Linked DNA regions of Homo sapiens: region 2 is linked to region 1. A link is an interaction called in ENCODE POLR2A ChIA-PET data of the cell type or tissue named here. Cell type or tissue: A673. All regions are shown on one strand. Each heading gives the region's core, and the rest is flanking DNA. Links, peaks and the distances in the headings are about the cores only.

Region 1 (2,812 bases), core at 165-2,664:
AAACCCATGGAGGACATGGTGGGAACCTCGATTTATAGGTGGCTGGTCAGAAAGACAGGGTAGGCAATCAGGGGCTTGCGATCCACCTCGGAAATGGAGGGCAGTTTTGTGGGACTGAGCCCTCGACCTGTGGGATCCACCGCTGTCTCTAGGTAGATAGTGTTGGAATTGAATTGAATTAAAGGACGCCCCGCCATGCTGCAGAATTGACTGCTTGCTGGTCACAGAAGTCATCTGTGTCAGTTTCTCTGGGGTGAGAGCAAAGGAAAAACAGTTTGTTTTTACCTCAAGGAGGATTAAGGAGCAGCTCTGGGGTTGGAAGAGGACTGAGCTGATCATGGGTGGTGGTGCCCGCAACAGAGGCGGCAGGCGGCCTCTCAGCCCAAGAAGGGGATGGGTGGAGGGAAAACCTTTGTGTCGTCCCTTGTTCCTTCTTTGTGATTTCTGCTGTGGGCTGGAGAAGCCGGGGCGGTCACAGACTCTGAGGTGGCTTCGGGAAACCCCCGGGAAAGCTCAGGAGAAAGAACGCTTTCTCCTGACCGGTGGCCCTGCTTGAGGTCAGAGATCTGCGTGCCCCGTTGAGACACCCTAGAGCTGGGTGGGTTCTTCATTTCAAACCAAACCAGAACTCCGGAGCGCGCCCCACTTTTTACTTGTCTTTGGCAAAAACATCTCATTTCAAAAAGCATGCGTGTAAGAAGAAAGAAGGCACCAAGCCACTCCAGCCACTCTCCTTGAAGCACCCTGGGGCCTTCGGAAGGGACTTCAATCCCAACCCCACAGGGGCGGGGAGCGGATGGCAAGGAAAACAAGAGCCAGGACACATCGTTGCTAGCTTTGCCAGCCAGATGCAGTGCTGATGTCGGCATGGGCTGCAGATTTGGGGTAATGTTCCTTTAATAAGGAGCCCCCTACAGCATTTCAATAGGCCCTGGGGGCTGCAGGGGCTAGGCTGTGCCCCTGTCACCCTGCCCAGTCCCTGCCCTCACCCTTCCCCCTGCAAAATTTACCCTGGTTCATTGTACCTAGGAAGCACCATAAATATTTCTTGAATTTAAGTGCCTCATTCTCCCTGAATAGACGGGAGCCTACTTTGAAATAAAAGTTCAAAAAGAAAAAAAGAAAGCCTCACATCTCCCAAACTTCAAACAGCGCCCAGTCAGAGGCAGTTCGCTGGGCTTGAAGTTTGTAGTCAGGGAGGGCGATGGCAAGGAGAGGGCAAGTAACGTGGCCCCAGTGTGTCCTCGAAGAAGCCTCCTCCTAATAACCTCATGTTTCCCCTGTGTCCCACAGTGACGGATTTGACATAAGCAACTGCTCCATGCAGCCAGGCCGGCCAGGCTTCTCAGGCTGTGCTGGGGACGCAGGGCCCGGTGGGTGGGGGCATCTACCAGACCCGCTGAACTAGGGGCAAGTTGTGACAAAACCAGCCTTATTCTTGGGGAAAATGTGTGAGGTGTTTTTTTTTTTTTCTTTCCTCCCACACAAAGGTGATTTCAACAATTCCATTTGGCTGCAACGTTTTCTTCTCTGAGAAGCCGTGTTGAGGTGGCCCTGGCTTTTTTGTGAGCTCTCTTTAGTATGGGCTGCACACACTGTCGTAATCCATTTTTTCATCAGCTCCAGGATAACAAAGGGCCCCCTAAGCCCTGGAAACCCCCCTCTGACGCCGATTACGGGTTTCCTGGTGTCAGTCATGGCCGGTTTGTCAGGGCCAGGGAGAGAGAGAGAGAGAGAAAAGGGAGAAGGGGAGGAAGAGAGGGAGGAGGAGGTTGGGGGGGAGAGGGGAAGGAGGGGAGGGAGGCCGCTGGAGTTCAGCCGCCTGTGTGTGTGGTCTCAGGCTAGTCCTTATTTCATGAAATACATGCTTCATTCCTGGCTCAGGGTAAACCTGAGCCTCACTGAATGAGTCCCTTATCCACTTTCCAAAACACTGACGAGGTTTGAAAGGGCTCTGTGGGTAGACTGTGACTATCAGCAAAAGCAAACAGGCCAGCTTATTTAGCTAAGCATTTTTAATATTTAAACATCCCAGCCTTCAGCTATTCGTGAACCGCTCAGCCAACAAGGCAAGAAGTCAGGAGCGCGGCGAAGCTGCCCGTGTTCCCGCAGGTGGGCCTGCTGTCCCCGTGCGGGGCCAGCCCAGGCCGCAAGCTCTCTCGCTGTTTCAGAGCTGGAACTAGGGACCCTGGGGGAGCTCCGGGCCAGAGCCCTCGCTGCCGCCCTCACCCAGGGCAGTCTGGGTGGTGGCTGGCTGTGGAATCACTCACAGCCTCTTCATAATCAGATGTGGTTTAAGCTTAACCTAGTGTTTCCCACCCTTTGAAAAATAAAAGTCTAGGCACCCCCTATTTGTAGAAAAAGAAAGCTCTCTGATGGCAGCGTAATTAAAATGCTAAGCTGGGAAGCTGTGGGCGTCCCAAGTCGGGATCAGGTACAACAAATATTATCCCTGTGGACACGGCCAGAGCTCCCGCTCCGGGTGACGGGCGGCCTGTAAAATCGGCCTGCGACAGACCACAGGCTGGACCCCTCCCTGCCCGGACAGGATGGCACCAGACACCCGCCCACCAGACTTCATACCACCAGCTGGAAGTGGCTTTCTGGTTTATGGAGCAAGACGGAACTGTAAAGTCAGTCGTTCTCATGGGCCAGAGTCAAGTCAGCGCCCCCGCCCCACCCGAGCCAAAGGAGGCTTCTGGAGGCCCCGCCAGGTCCCCCTGAGCCAGCCGGAGCCCAGCCAGGCCTCCGGGACAGACTCACCGGGTGCCACCGAGGGCCTGAATGGGCTCCCTGTCTGCCAGAGCAAACA
Region 2 (2,812 bases), core at 178-2,677, 71 kb before region 1:
TTGGCTTTCTTCTTCAGGGACTTCTTTTCAGATGTTCAGTCTTCTTTGCCTATCTTCAGTTTTTGTCACATTCTCTCAAATCTTTATCTGTTCATTTTGTTTTGCTTTTTTAAAATGTTGTTTTGTTTCTCTTAAGGCTTATCTGTTGTGTTTATTCCCACTTATGTTCCTTCTAGTTTAGTCTTCATTTTTGAAATTTAAAAAAAAATTTCTAAGTCTTTCCTAAGTTCTTATCACTCATTTGAGTTGCTCTAATTCTGATTTACGTTGATTCATGTCTTTTTCTGTTTTGTGAGCACATCTTTCTAGCACATTTTCATTGAAGGGATATTACTCTGCTTGTTCTCTTTTTTCTCACAATAATTTTTTTGAGATTTGACCCTGCTGCTTTTCCCTTGGTCATTTTTATATGAAATTATTTCCCCTGAATTTTACAAATGAAGCAGAGCTTAGGAAATCTTTTCTCACCTCACAGAGATCCGTATGTTATTTCCATGTAGAGTGCTGCACTGTGGTGGGCTTTCCTCTCGCTCTCTCTCCCTTGCTTTGCTCTAGGTCTTTTCTTGCCCTCATCCTTGTTCTTCCTATCCTACTTATTTTGATTCTCTCCCAGCAGTTTTTCCTCTTTATTGGGCCCTGACCTGGGTGGGAGCCCTGGTGGGTCAGTTTGGGGAGTTCTAGTGGTTGGCCTGCTCCAGCCCCTCCAGGCCTTCTTACTGTGTCCCCTCTGCACCCTCTCAGCATTGAAGAGCAACAAACCTTCCCAGATTCAGCTGCTGTTCTCCAGCTGGCCCCTTGTGCTTTCCGGTGAATACCTGTTGGCAGTTCTGGGGTCTCCTGTTCTTAGGTCTGTCAGGTACCCTGTTGCTTCCTACTTTCACACAGATACTGAAACCATGCAGAGTTCATAGCTAGTGGAGATTTTCCCCACCTGCTTGTACTTTAGGTGTCATGAGGGTATCTTGTTATCTAATTTTGTTGTAAATGTCCATGGGCTTTTGGTTTTGCTGTCTAGTTGCTGTCTGCTTTTGTGTACAGATTCAGAGATTCTCCTGCTTCTTCTGCTGTTACCACCCTCTGCCCAGAATCTGTATGGTGATTTTAAGAGTTAGCATTGCCTTCACAAGTGTCTGACTTATTCCCCAAAAACTATATGAAAGAAGCTGAGATATAAGCAAGGACATTTTGCTATAGAAATCTTAATTTTTGTGTTTGATTATATACAAATGAGGCTTTCTTTGTGGCTATTAGCATTCTCGTTTAAGAGTTAATTATGATTTATATCTTGGTGTCATTATAAATAAGTACTGAATTACCCTTTGGTTGGTGTGCTACAGTTAGATTTTAGGTTTGAGGAATTATTGCATAAACTTTTTTAAATAATCAACTCAGTTTTTTGTTTGTTTGTTTTTACTGTGTAAAAGGTGTCAGTAGTTAATTTGGAACTAATGCTATTTTGAATAATGGTAACGTGTCATCAAAATTAAGAAACATCTGAGTAAATTTTCTGCCATGAAGGTTTTGAAACTGTGTGCCATGTATAGTACCTGGTATTCTGAAATGAAGGAGAATGTTATGCTAGTTACTGTCTCATCATATTATTTAACAATGTTTTGTGTTTGCATGATTGGCAATTTCTGATTGAAGAGGTTCAGGACTAAAACAGCACAATTGTTGAAGGTCATACCTGAGGTTCATTGCCAGAGCTGTTGCAGGGAGCTTTTACAGGCCTTGGTTCTAGCTTTCTCTTTTATGATCACAATTCAAAAATGAATTATAGGTGCCTAGAAGCAAAGCAATAAAAATTGTAGCCATTTTTTAAACCTCTTTCAGATAAAAGCCATGAGTTAATTTTTTTCATTTCCTAAAAAGCTCTCATCTTGACATTCTCTGGGCATATGTACAAAAAAGACAAAATACAAACAGTAAAACTGAGCAAAGCCAATCAAACGAAACTCCCTGGTCATAAACCCCATGCTCTCATTCCATCACTGTAATCAAGTACATGTTTAAAGGAACAGATAAGGTTAGTTTCATTCTTTAAATTAGTGAACATCTTTTTTTTTTTTTAATTAACAATGAAAACAAATTCATAGAGAGGACCCTACTCAACCCTGACTTTTCTTTTGGCCAAAACCTCCATTTCAGGTTTAAAGATTGTTACCTATCAGTAGTTCTCATCTCACATTGATGAGAAGGAAAAGTCATTTCCAAGGTAACCCAGACTAACATATTTGAACTCTTTCTCTTTTCAATATTTTTCCTAAAGAATATTGTGATGTTGATGTTTCTCTTGAGTATTAAAAATAAGAATAATGTGTTTTTATGGAACCATATTGCTTTATACTGATACATCACTTAATAAACATAAATTACCTCCTAGATGGCGTTCAGGAAGTGGCTTATATTCACTCAAACCAGAATGTAATTGGATCGAGCAAAGCTGAAAATCACATGAGCCGATGGGCAGCACATGACGTATTTGAGTTGAAGCAGTTTTCTCAGCTGCCTGCTAACATAGCTGTTTGCAGTTCTAAGGTAAGAAAAATATAGGGTAGTATCATCTTTAGTTACCTCATTTTTCACAGAAGTTACTCAATAGGATCTTCTCTAAGTACTCCCTCAAAAGTAGCAACAAAAACTGTAAGTGACATACAAATAAGTGTAAAAATCAAAACACCATTTGGGAACTGTAGTCATTGAAGACGTTTTAGATTAAACAACAAATTTATACCCAAATACCTAATCATGTTGAGTTGCTTAATAGTTTCTCTCAATAAAAATTGGCCAGTACTCCCAAAATGAAAAGGAA

What was found. Peaks named below come from ENCODE experiments on the same cell type or tissue, not always from the same donor. Only the 100,000 strongest peaks of a DNase experiment are listed, where the experiment ranks them.
Region 2: POLR2A ChIA-PET joins it to region 1 with 5 read pairs; 3 of 35 experiments call an interaction of 5 or more read pairs at or near these places.

What each region holds. Positions count from the first base shown.
Region 1 is chr9:96,046,650-96,049,461 of GRCh38, forward strand. No RefSeq gene overlaps it. Among named protein-coding and RNA genes, the nearest start is that of LINC00092, 26 kb to the left of the region's middle. In A673, for the core only: no CTCF peak of the experiment used is centred there; a DNase peak (open chromatin) is centred at 1,682; H3K27ac peaks cover 1,774 bases.
Region 2 is chr9:95,975,678-95,978,489 of GRCh38, forward strand. ERCC6L2 (ERCC excision repair 6 like 2) reads left to right here. Exons shown (of 19, transcript NM_020207.7): 17 at 2,384-2,538. Among named protein-coding and RNA genes, the nearest start is that of LINC00092, 45 kb to the right of the region's middle. In A673, for the core only: no CTCF peak of the experiment used is centred there; no DNase peak of the experiment used is centred there.